Linked DNA regions of Homo sapiens: region 2 is linked to region 1. A link is a contact called in ENCODE Hi-C or POLR2A ChIA-PET data. All regions are on one chromosome and are shown on one strand. The core of a region is the stretch at or near the end of the contact, and the rest is flanking DNA. Distances in the headings are between cores, read along the strand shown.

Region 1 (5,532 bases), core at 1,356-3,855:
CTCCTGAAGTGAGTGGGCAAATGGTTACAATGCCATTTCAAGCGCACCTATTAAAAATTGTGGACTACAGTAACATCTTTTAAAGTGGTCTCTAGGAAGGGTTATGTAGTGGAAACTGAATAGGTTTTTCTATTGTGTGAGATTGGAAGTGAGAATAAGATCTTGAGGTTGACCTTATCGGGGTGAATTCTGAAAACGCCCATATACCACACCTGACTTTTGCCTTGAATTCTCTGGGGAATGCCACCATACCCCTTGCCTGTTAATGTATGTATTGAAGCTAGCTTTGACTGAAGCTGCTGCTTACTACCATTCCCCTGGCTAACAAGCCTACATTAATTTCCCAAATCCTTTGTCAAAAAAATGATTAGGTTGGTTTGAATGATTACACTTAGAATGTAGGATGCTGCATCCATTCTGTGTGTGCCGTCAGAGGCCTTGTGTGGGGGAGGTGAACAGAATCTAATCAACTTGGGTTACTTGATCAGAAGTGGCTCTTACGCATGTTATTTTTGCAATCGGAGAGAATGTTAGGCTCTCTTTCCCTGCTACAGCATGATCGTTTCCAATGGGCCATAATACTTTATGAATATTGACCAGAGGCATGAATCGAGGCTTTCCAAAATATATATTTTTAAATTTGAGATAGGATCTCACCATGTTGCCCAGGCTGGTCTTGAACTCCTAGGCTCAAGCAGTCCTCCTGCCTTCGCCTCCCAAAGTGCTGGGATTACAGGTGTGAGCCACCACACCAGGCCCCAAAATATTTTCAATGTTATATACTCTTGGTATCTGTATTTTCACCCTGGAATAGAGGTTCCACAAAGGTAGTCAAGGTTATGGTTCTGCTACCTCATCCTCATTTTCATTGTTTATTATTATTATTAGCTAATACTTATATGCTACTTACTATGTACTACACTGTACTAAGCATTTCATGCTTATTAGATCATTTAATCTTCAACCTAATGAGATAGGTGTATATATATATACAGATGAAGAAACTGAGGCGCAGAGAGGCTAAGTGACTGGATAAAAGTCATACAGCTAGTACACGGTAGGGCTGTGGTTTGGACCCAGGCATTCTGGTTCCAGAAGACTGCACTCAGGACTATTAATTTTTAAAAGATTGAACACGGTAGGGAAAAAAAAAAAACAAACCCACAAATATTTTAACCTGGGGGTTGGTTGTAGCTGATATCAGAGAGAACATTTTTTGTGGTGGTTGTCTAGCTGTAGGCTCTGAAGAAATGCCGGCTGTGGGTGTCATGATTCTCATTTTAGAAGATTAAAAAAAATAAATTTAGTGTGTTCTTTTAAGGTTTTATTTCTTTTGTGTATTTGCATATATTACCATGCGTGGTTATCTGTGAAAATCCTTAAAAATGTGTAACACAAATTACCCTTAGAATTACTAGATTAATCTTTCCTTCTTAATCTGAACTATTGACTTCTGATATTGTCTGATGTGCTTAGAGAAACTGTTGGGCTCCTTTGATAATCTCATGTTTTTGTAATTTTATTAAGGATATACCTATAATTTAGAAACATTTTATTTGTATTTTTATGAGACTTGGAAGGTGGCATCAGATTAGATCAATTTTTCTATTCTCTATTAATAATTTTGAGATTATATATACACATACGTATATATGTGTATATATATATATACCTGTATACACATACATACATACATATATATTTATATATTTTTTTAGACAGGGTCTCGCTCTGTCACCCAGGCTAGAATGCAGTGGTGCAATCATGGCTCACTGCAATATTTTGCAGTATAAAAAACTGATTTGGAATCCCTTGCTTTGTCTCTGATTAAGCATTTGTATATTTTCTTAAGGAAATAAATATTCTGTAAGTCATACTTTTAAAGTTATATAGTTAGAGTATGCTTAAAAACATAAAACCACATTAAAGTTTAACTTATTTTTGGAAGTTAGGTTTTAATGTGGTCAGCAGCACCAAGTAAAAGTGTAAATTTAGAAACAGCTTTTAAAAGTCTTACTTGAAAGAGAATAGTAAGTGTGTAAGAAAATACGAGGGAGATATTTGGATCAATATAATTAGGAACCCCAAACATTTGCTTTGGGTTATAGTAAATAAGATGCCAGATAATGGCTTTCCCCATAATTAGGATTTTGCTTGTAATAAGACCCTAAAAATCACCCCAGATCACACTAAGGGTAAAAGGAAGAGACTAGAGAAATCCCCATTTTGAGAACTTTAAAATTTTTCTAAGGAAGAGGAAATAGAGCTTTTTAAATTCTGCTGTGGAAGAGGAAAGACAGTCCAAGTCTGGAACTCAGCATGTTCTGCAAGCTAGAGATCTAACATGAGTGGAGGTCCTGGGTTAATAGTGAGAACACTCTGAGTGCTAGTATTACAGAAGGTGATCTCCATAGCTATACTCTGTGTCTGTATGTAAAGTGCCCTATGCTTTTAAAAAAATCTCATCTGTGAAGGGAGATGGAAACCCAAGTGCTGATCTTTTGTCATCAATAACAATCCCTAGTCACATCTTTACAAGGTAAGTGTTACCATTCATTTGGGTTGACTGTGTTTAGCTTTCTAAAAACCTGCTGCCATTTCAGTTGAGTGAAGCATGATTCACTTCCTGCCCTGTAGGGTATACACCAGCCTTAATGGTTTCGTCTGGATGTGGCCAGAGCTGTGGAGGATGGAGGGAATGGCAACTTTTGAAGCAGTGGGGTTAGAGGTTAGAGTGGCAGTCTCTAACGTGACTTTCTGAAGGAATTGAATCCAGGCAGTTGGCTCCACGTGACTTGTGTTCTCTTTTGTATTTCTTTGTCAGCCTCCCTGTCCTTTTACTGAAGTAGAATAGACACCGTCTTGGTTTCTGGTGATTGGCAATAGCCCTGAACATGCAAGAGAAATGTTCTCTATATAGGTGTCATTTTCAGGAGGGCTAGTTTTGAGTAAGGATCTTCCTGAATAGGAGCTGATTCCCTGGGGGCCCTGGATATTATAGAGTTGTTTTGAACACATGAACACATGAAAAAAGGTAAAGAATTCAGAAATTTAAGAACACAGTATAACTTGATTAATTTGAGCCCAGATGTTAATAATTTGTGGTATTGTCATAAGGCTTTTTGCCTTATATGAAGGAGTGCTTGTAAACAGACTAATAGTAAATAAAGCAGGCATGGGAAGGACATTTAACCTATTCAGCAAGATAAACTACTTTTATTTAGAATAATCTTTTTTAAAAAAGGGAAACAATGAAATAATTGCAAATAAAATTACCAACTAAAGGATCTTAAAGGACATTTATTTGGCAAATATATGTACTCTATATATTTGTATATACTTAAAAGTAATTCCAATTTTCTATTATTCCATGTCACCTTCCACTAGTGTGAATTAGTAAATATTTTCTATATTTAAATAGACATTTTCATTTTCAGTTTCTTTGTATTTGGTGGGAAAACTTTTTATATTCAAACCTAATTGAAAAAGAATGATTTTTACATTATAAAAAAGAATCTTAATTTCACAAAAATTTGACCTTAATATTCATCTAATGGTAAGATTTTGCCCTACAAATGTTTTGCAGAGACATGTCAATTGGATAAATTGAGTACACTTGCTTTTTGCTCTTTATGTACCTGTTTCCAATTCCAGATTAAGGAATGTTTTGTATGTGTCCAGAGTCACCAAAAAATGAACTTATGTACCTGCTCTTAAGTCTCTCACTTGCTTCTGAATATCTGTAGTCCTGGGGTCTGCTGAAGGCACTGATCACCTCCCAGATCAGTCTTGGTGTTAGTCTCCTGCACTCATTAATTTGTGTTATTGTGGATGAAAATATTTACTCTTATGCATTAATTTGCATGACCACATAAAAATTATAAGGGATATTTGTGGCTTTGCATATTTCATTTGTTTATGAATTGCTCATTGAGAGCAGTTTCTTTCTAGCCATAGTTTTATTTTAGAAGTGAAAATTGAGAGTGAAAGCATTTGTGTTAATTGAGAGTGAGCACTTGAGTTTCAGGAGGAAGAGAAAGAAGTAATTTAAGACTTAAAAATAAAATGTATTGTTATGAGCTATGAATAACTCAAAAATAGTGCTAACTCATATGGAAGTTTTTATGGGATAAAATCTTTGAGTAGAAAGGTAATGAACTGAAAACAAATTATTTTACATATCTCCATAGGACAAATGTTTAATAAAACTTCAGCAGCATAATTAGGGCATTGTATTAAAATGAGACTTCATGTGTCTTGTCCTGAGGAATGTTATGGTTCTATAGGATATGAATTCAGAGCTTTTATTTAAATAGGGCAATTTGTTTATGAGTTGAATGAAGTTATAATGTACTTTTACTGTTGAACATCTTAGTGCAAAAGAATTGGGGCAACTGTAAATTTTAACACTCATTCAATATTTGATGATATTAGGGATTATTATTAAATATGTTTTAGATGTGATAATGGTATTATGGCTATATTGTTGAAAATAGGCCATAACTTTTAAAGGTACACTCCACAGTATTCACAGATATAAGTTCTGGCATGTGCTTTCTATAATATGGAAAGGGAATGTGGGTTTGGGGTATGGATGAAACAAGATAGGCCATGAGTTGAAACTGGTCGCTGGCAATTTATTACATTCTGGCAACGCTTGTATGTTTGAAATTTTGAACAATCCAAAGTTTCTTAAAAGACATACGTGTATACACCCGGCTTATTGGGGAGAAATACATTGATACTTAGTCAAAGGTACGGAGGGTTTCAAGAGAAAGAGTTGCCTAAAAATATCAGAGGTTTGATTGCACTGCAATTATATGCAGCTATATACAGCTACGTAATTTAAAAACCCAATAATATTGTAGTTTTATTTTAATTAAGATAAGCTTCTACTTAAGTGAAAGGAAAAAGAACACTTGCCTTTTGGCTACAGTCTTTAATTCAGCAAACATTTTTTCAAGCCCCTCTGTGCCAGGTACTGTTGAGATTGCAGGAAATTCAAGGAACAGCACAGATACAGGTAAAGTAGCTGGTGAGATTTCTCCACATCATTCCACAGCGTGATGTGATAAGAGCTATAACAGACTTACACAAAAGTATGATTGGCACACAGAAGTTGGAATGATTTTATTCTACTTTCATAGGGTGGAGGGAGCAGGGAAGGGGCATATTTCGCAGGGCAGAGAGTGCAGGGAAGACTGCACAGGGAGTTGGCATCTGATCTGCCTTGAGGAATTAGCAGCATTTTTCTACCCAGAGAAGATGGGAAGGACTTTAAAGGCATAGGAAACAGCATGATCAGTAGCACGAAGGTGGGAAAATGAGTTCAGTGAATGGTGACTGGGTTCACTGAGTGTGAAGCCCAGGATGGGGTAAAACGGGGTGGGAGCAGATACTGAGAACATGAAAGTAAGACTCAGTATGTGGGTTTCTCCCTGCCTGGAGAGCAGCATTGCTTACACCTGTCAGCCTGAGTTTCTAGGTCCTGTTCCAAACTGTGCCTGTGACTTTGGATGGACTTTGATTAGA
Region 2 (5,532 bases), core at 1,416-3,915, 45 kb after region 1:
ACAGTAGCATCACCAGAAGAGCTGGGATGCGGAATAGACTGCATGTTGTGTGCTTGTATTTTGACTGCGACCTGTCATGAGGTCAGGTGCAGAATTTTCCACGTGGGGCATCATGTTGGCACTCACAAAGTTTCAGATTTTGGAGCATTTCAGATTTTAGATTTTTAAATTAAAAATGTTCAACCTGTATGACTGTTGCTGTTAGCTGACCCTTCCGAGGTCATTTGTGGTGGCAGCTGAGGATTCTGCCTTATATGTTTTCAAAGGACCAGGGGGTTGCTGGTAGGTACAAGGAAGGAAGAAGCTGGGGAATAGCTGGGGATGAATAATGACCCTCTCCCTCATAGTACACATGTCCTCTTTCTTTCTTTCTTTCTTTCTTTCTTTCTTTCTTTCTTTCTTTCTTTCTTTCTTTCTTTCTCTTTCTTTCTCTCTCTCTCTCTTTCTTTCTTTCCTTTCTCTCTCTCTTTCTTTCTTTCTTTTTCTTTCTTTTTCGAAGTCTCACTCTCTCGCCAGGCTGGAGTGCAGTGGCACAATCTTGGCTCATAGCAACCTCCACCTCCCGTGTTTAAGCTATTGTCCTGCCTCAGCCTCCCGAGTAGATGGGACTACAGGTGAGCGCCACCATGCCCGGTTAATTTTTGTATTTTTAGTAGAGATGGGGTGTCACCATGTTGGCCAGGATGGTCTTGATCTCTTGACCTCGTGATCTGCCCGCCTCGGCCTCCCAAAGTGCTGGGATTACAGGTATGAGCCACCACACCTGGCCACGTGTCCTCTTTCTGATTACTTTGCTCCCTGCTCCAAACCAGGCCTCCTGTTTGATTTTGGTGACCCCAGTTTCTCATTAATATCCTCCTCAGAACTTTCCAATCAAGGCACTAAAATGAGTTGCAAAAAGCAACATATGGATTATTTTGAAGACTATTTTTTCTAGCTTTAGAAGCTGTGAATGTTGCTTGACTCACATACACCCCCTGTCCCCAAAATGGCAGGCGGAGGGTATGGATATCCCCATATCTCATGTCTCTTGTATACTGTGGGTGCCTGGCACAATACCTCACAGCCAGGAAGTAGGTGCTCACTGCAGGGTGGGAGAAAGATCAAAACACCAGGGAACTCATCTATAGTACCAGAGTCTCTCTGATGGAAGTCTATAAGAAATTTTGTTGAAAAAGTGAAGGGTTGGGCGAGGTGGTTCACGCCTGTAATCCCAGCACTTTGGGAGACCTACGTGGGTGGATCACTTGAGGTCAGGAGTTTGAGACCAGCCTGGCCGACATGGTGAAACCCTGTCTCTACTAAAAATACAAAAATTAGCCGGGCATGGTGGCAGGCGCCTATAATCCCAGCTACTTGGGAGGTTGAGGCACGAGAATTGCTTGAACCCAGGAGGTGGAGGTTGCAGTGAACCAAGATCTTGCCACTGCGCTCCAGCCTGGGTGACAGAGAGAGACTGTATCTCAAAAAAAAAAAAAAGAAAACATGGATATAAATTGGTATGGAAAGCCAGATGGTTGCAGATTTGTTGATTTCCAGTTCTCCCATAGATTTTATAGTGCTCATGACCAGCCATCCTCCTCCCTCCCTAGACAAACACACTTTCTGTTGGTCAGGTTGAGAGGCGACTTAAATTTAGAGAAATTTCACCCAGGAAATGCTCATATTGGGATGAACACATAGGACCCCCTGTTTCTTTTTACATCTTCTGTGTTAGCCCAGAAGAAGTGACAAAGAAGTGGCAACTTCATGCAGCGTATCCTCTTCTACCTCCCTTTTATATTTTTCTACTGGTGAGGTACAGCTGTCCCTTGGTGTCCATGGGGGATGGCTACAGGACCCCCTGACAGACACCCAAATCCAGGGATGCTAAAGTCCCTGATATACAATGGTGTTGTATTTGCATATAACTTACGGACGTCCTCCTGTATACTTTTTTTTTTTTTTTTTGAGACGGAGTTTTGCTCTTGTTGCCCAGGTTGGAGTGCAATGGCACGATATTGGCTCACCACAATCTCTGCCTCCCAGGTTCAAGCGATTCTCCTGCCTCAGCCTCCCAAGTAGCTGGGATTACAGGCACGCGCCACCATGCCTGGCTAATTTTGAATTTTTAGTAGAGACGAGGTTTCTTTATGTTGGTCAGGGTGGTCTTGAACTCCTGACCTCAGGTGATCCGCCCACCTTGGCCTCCCAAAGTGCTGGGATTACAGGCATGAGCCACCACGCCTGGCCTGTATACTTTAAGTTATCCCTTGATTTCTTATAATACCTAACACAATGTAAATGCTATGTGAATGGTTGTTACACTGTATTGTTGAGAGAATAATGACAAGAAAAAAGTCTGTACATGTTCAGTACAGTCATAATTTTTTCCTTCAAATATTTGGAAAATATTTGGAATATCTGTTGGTTGAATCCACAGATGCAGAATCCATGAATACGGAGGGCTGACTGCACTCATGTCTAGAGAAGGAAGGATTATGGCAGCTACTGAGACCTATCAATGGTTTTCTTCACTTTTAATACTGTTGAGGGAGTGGGTGGAATGAAAGCCGGAAGTGTCTGGGTGACAAACCAATGTTGAGGTACTTGTGGTTGCTTTTTGGATCACAACAGGCTGTCTGTTCTCCCCCTTCCTCCCCCACGTCCACCACATGGGTTCATATCTCAGACATGAACACATTCTTCAAATATTACATTCTAGGACATTCTTGCACCCCACACCAGCCTGCCCAAGGGACTTTCTGATCATGAATGAGAGCTTTCTTAACTAACAATATTCTTGACCATCTGTTCAGCTGGTCACTGAGAACATAAAGCAGATGCGTGCCTTCTCTCTCTCTCTCTCTCTCTCTCTCTCTCTCTAATCCTGGTCCCTGTAAAATTATAAGTGTAAAGATTTTCTGTGTATTGGATCTGAAAGAGAATGTACGCTGATACGTTTCACTGTGGATTTTTTTTTTTTTTTAAACTGTGAGATCTATGTGGCTGTGGGTCTAAGAAATGAAGGGATTTGTTTTTAAGTCCTGGGCTATTATGTATGTGTTTATGTTTATTATCATAGGCCACTTTGCATTTCTTGACATTAAAAAAGTAGATGTCTTGAGTTCTCTGTTTTTAACATTTAAAACTAACAGGGTTAATGGGAATGTCCACGATAGCAGGGCTGGGGACAGGGGTGTCACCTCAGTGTAAAAGCTGTAAAATTAAAAAGCTGGGCAAGTATCTGTGCCTGGATGGTTTCATGGAGCTGCAGGAATGTGTCTTCTGGAGATCCATTTCCTTGCTAAAGAAGGAAAAGGCTGGTGGAGTCAGCTGGATGGGACAAGTTCTGGGCAGCCATGCAGCTCTCTCAGATGGTGTTCCTGAGGGGAAGAGAGGGAGAGAAAGAGAGAGAGTGTGTGCGGAGTCTGTGCACACATGGGTCGTCTGCAGCAGCTCTTTCAGACAGCTTGTGAGAAACGCCAGTTGTTTTTGTCCTCCCAACAATGACAAGGTGCACAGTATGCATCCGATAGACAAAGGAGGCTTCAGAAGATGAGACCTAGGCGAGTGATCCTGGAAGCTGGAGTTCAGGGCAGAAAAATGCTGCCTTCCTCCTTAGGTGGCACATTATTATCTGCTGTGGGAAGTTTGGCAGTGCCCACGAAGACCCCAGCGCCACATTGCAAGGTGGCTGCAAGGCCAGACCTAGCTGTGTGGTTATTAGCACAGAGGAGGTTCCCCTCTGGAGAGGGAAGGGGCCTTTCTACTTCCTAATGATGTTTAATGGATGACTATCTTAACCAAAGGGAGAGGGGAAAAGTCATTTGTGTGTGTGCAAGTCTCAATCAAGTTCGAATAAAGATAATAAGCTAAAGTATGAAGAAGTTGCCTTAGGTAGGAGTCCTACCTTCTGAAGTGGCTCATCTGAAGGCATTTGTCCACTGAGTGTTGAGGCTTTAAAACTGTTCATTGTCACATAGGTGCCATTTGTAGTATTTCGAGGAGTTTTTATGATTCTGACTTGGGCTTTGCTGAACAAATTCAGTTTCATTTCGGTTCTTGGGTGTCAGTTGTAGAGATGCTACAAGGCAGTTTGTCTGCCTTTTCTTTGTGGGTTCTGCTTTCAGTTTTGAAGCTTTTCTCTTTTTGTTCTTCTAGAGTGTGTTCTACTTTATTCTGAATATCTTCATCAGTGAACTGAAAAAGTAAGCTCACCTTCAAAGAGAAGCATTTTAATGATGGCAAAACAGGCTTACTAAAGATTAAAATGAGATTGTCTGTAGGCCTCAAAACCAAAGTACTTGGGCTAAAATATGAAGAGATTTTTTCCCAACCATTTATTTTAACATGAATGTATGCTACTCATTCAACAAGTATTTCTGAAGCACTTGCTAAGTGGGAAATATTGAAGCTGGAATCAGAAATGCAGTGGTGACCAAGACAGTGTCCTTGTCCTCACAAAACTTAGAGTCTGGCTCTTTTTTAGATTTTTATTTATTTATTTATTTATTTATTTATTTGAGATGGAGTCTCGCTCTGTCTCCAAGCCTGGAGTGCAGTGGTGTGATCTTGGCTCACTGCGACTTGTGCCTCCCGGGTTCAAGCAAATCTCCTACCTCAGCCTCCTGAGTAGCTGGGATTACAGGTGTGCACCACCACACCTAGCTAATTTTTGTATTTTTAGTAGAGACAGGGTTTCACCATTTTGGTCAGGCTGGTCTGGGACTCCTGACCTCAGGTAATCCGCCAGCCTCGGCCTCCCAAAGCGCTGGGATTACAGGCGTGAGCCACCATGCCCAGCCTAGATTTTTTTTTTTTTAAGGACTCCAGTTCGATCTTTCTCCATGGTATGATTTTACTATGTATTCTATTCTGTAGTCCTTCTGCTACTAAATGCATCCCGGCTCCTTCTTCTTTCTTCTTTCTTCCTCCTTCTTCTTCTTCTTTCTTTCTTTTTCTTTCTTTCTTTCTCCTTCTCCTTCTCCTCCTCCTTCTTCTTCTTCTTTCTTCTTTCTTTTTCTTCTTCTTCTTCTTCCTCCTCCTCTTCCTCCTCCTCCTCCTCCCCTCCTCCTCCTCCCCTCCTCCTCCTCCTTCTTCTTCCTTTCTCCTTCTCCTTCTCCTCCTTCTCCTCCTCCTCCCCTCCTCCTCCTCCTTCTTCTTCCTTTCTCCTTCTCCTTCTCCTCCTTCTCCTCCTTCTCCTCCTTCTCCTCCTTCCCCTCCTCCTCCTCCTCCTCCTCCTCCTCCTCCTCCTTCTTCTTCTTCTTCTTCTTCTTCTCCTTCTCCTTCTCCTTCTCCTTCTCCTTCTCCTTCTTCTTGGACAGAGTCTTGCTGTGTCACCCTGGCTGGAATGCAGTGGCGCAATCTTGACTACTAGAGAAAAAGCCAGCCCCTGCATAGTGCAACCAAGTCAAAAGACTCCACATTTCCCCTTCTACTATGGGACAGAAATGTTTTGAAGTTGCAATAATCAAGGTGAAATTTTTTTCCCATGTAAAGTCGAAGCTGATAGAATCACATATTGATTATGTGGTTATTCAAGCTACTTAG

The links. A loop is a pair of places that touch in the nucleus more often than their neighbours do. ChIA-PET counts read pairs that join two places held with the same protein, here RNA polymerase II (POLR2A). Pooled maps may share reads with other maps.
Region 2: a loop to region 1 is called in a map of naive thymus-derived CD4-positive, alpha-beta T cell, with 2.1 times the contacts of the local background. The contact joins two enhancer-like sites. A Hi-C loop is called at or near these places in 2 of 168 maps with a recorded cell type or tissue (Caco-2 and naive thymus-derived CD4-positive, alpha-beta T cell), 6 of 37 single-sample maps with no recorded cell type and 11 of 50 pooled maps. POLR2A ChIA-PET finds 5 or more read pairs at or near these places in 10 of 52 experiments (CD4-positive, alpha-beta T cell, OCI-LY7, Panc1 and 6 more).

Annotation. Positions count from the first base shown.
Region 1 is chr4:140,113,789-140,119,320 of GRCh38, reverse strand. All of the region lies in intron 1 of MAML3 (mastermind like transcriptional coactivator 3), which reads left to right. Among named protein-coding and RNA genes, the nearest start is that of MAML3-AS1, 11 kb to the left of the region's middle. Within about 2 kb of position 2,605, at least 3 of the 41 ENCODE cell types and tissues checked have a DNase peak (open chromatin) inside an H3K27ac peak, as active enhancers do.
Region 2 is chr4:140,069,089-140,074,620 of GRCh38, reverse strand. All of the region lies in intron 1 of MAML3 (mastermind like transcriptional coactivator 3), which reads left to right. Among named protein-coding and RNA genes, the nearest start is that of MAML3-AS1, 56 kb to the left of the region's middle. Within about 2 kb of position 2,665, at least 7 of the 41 ENCODE cell types and tissues checked have a DNase peak (open chromatin) inside an H3K27ac peak, as active enhancers do.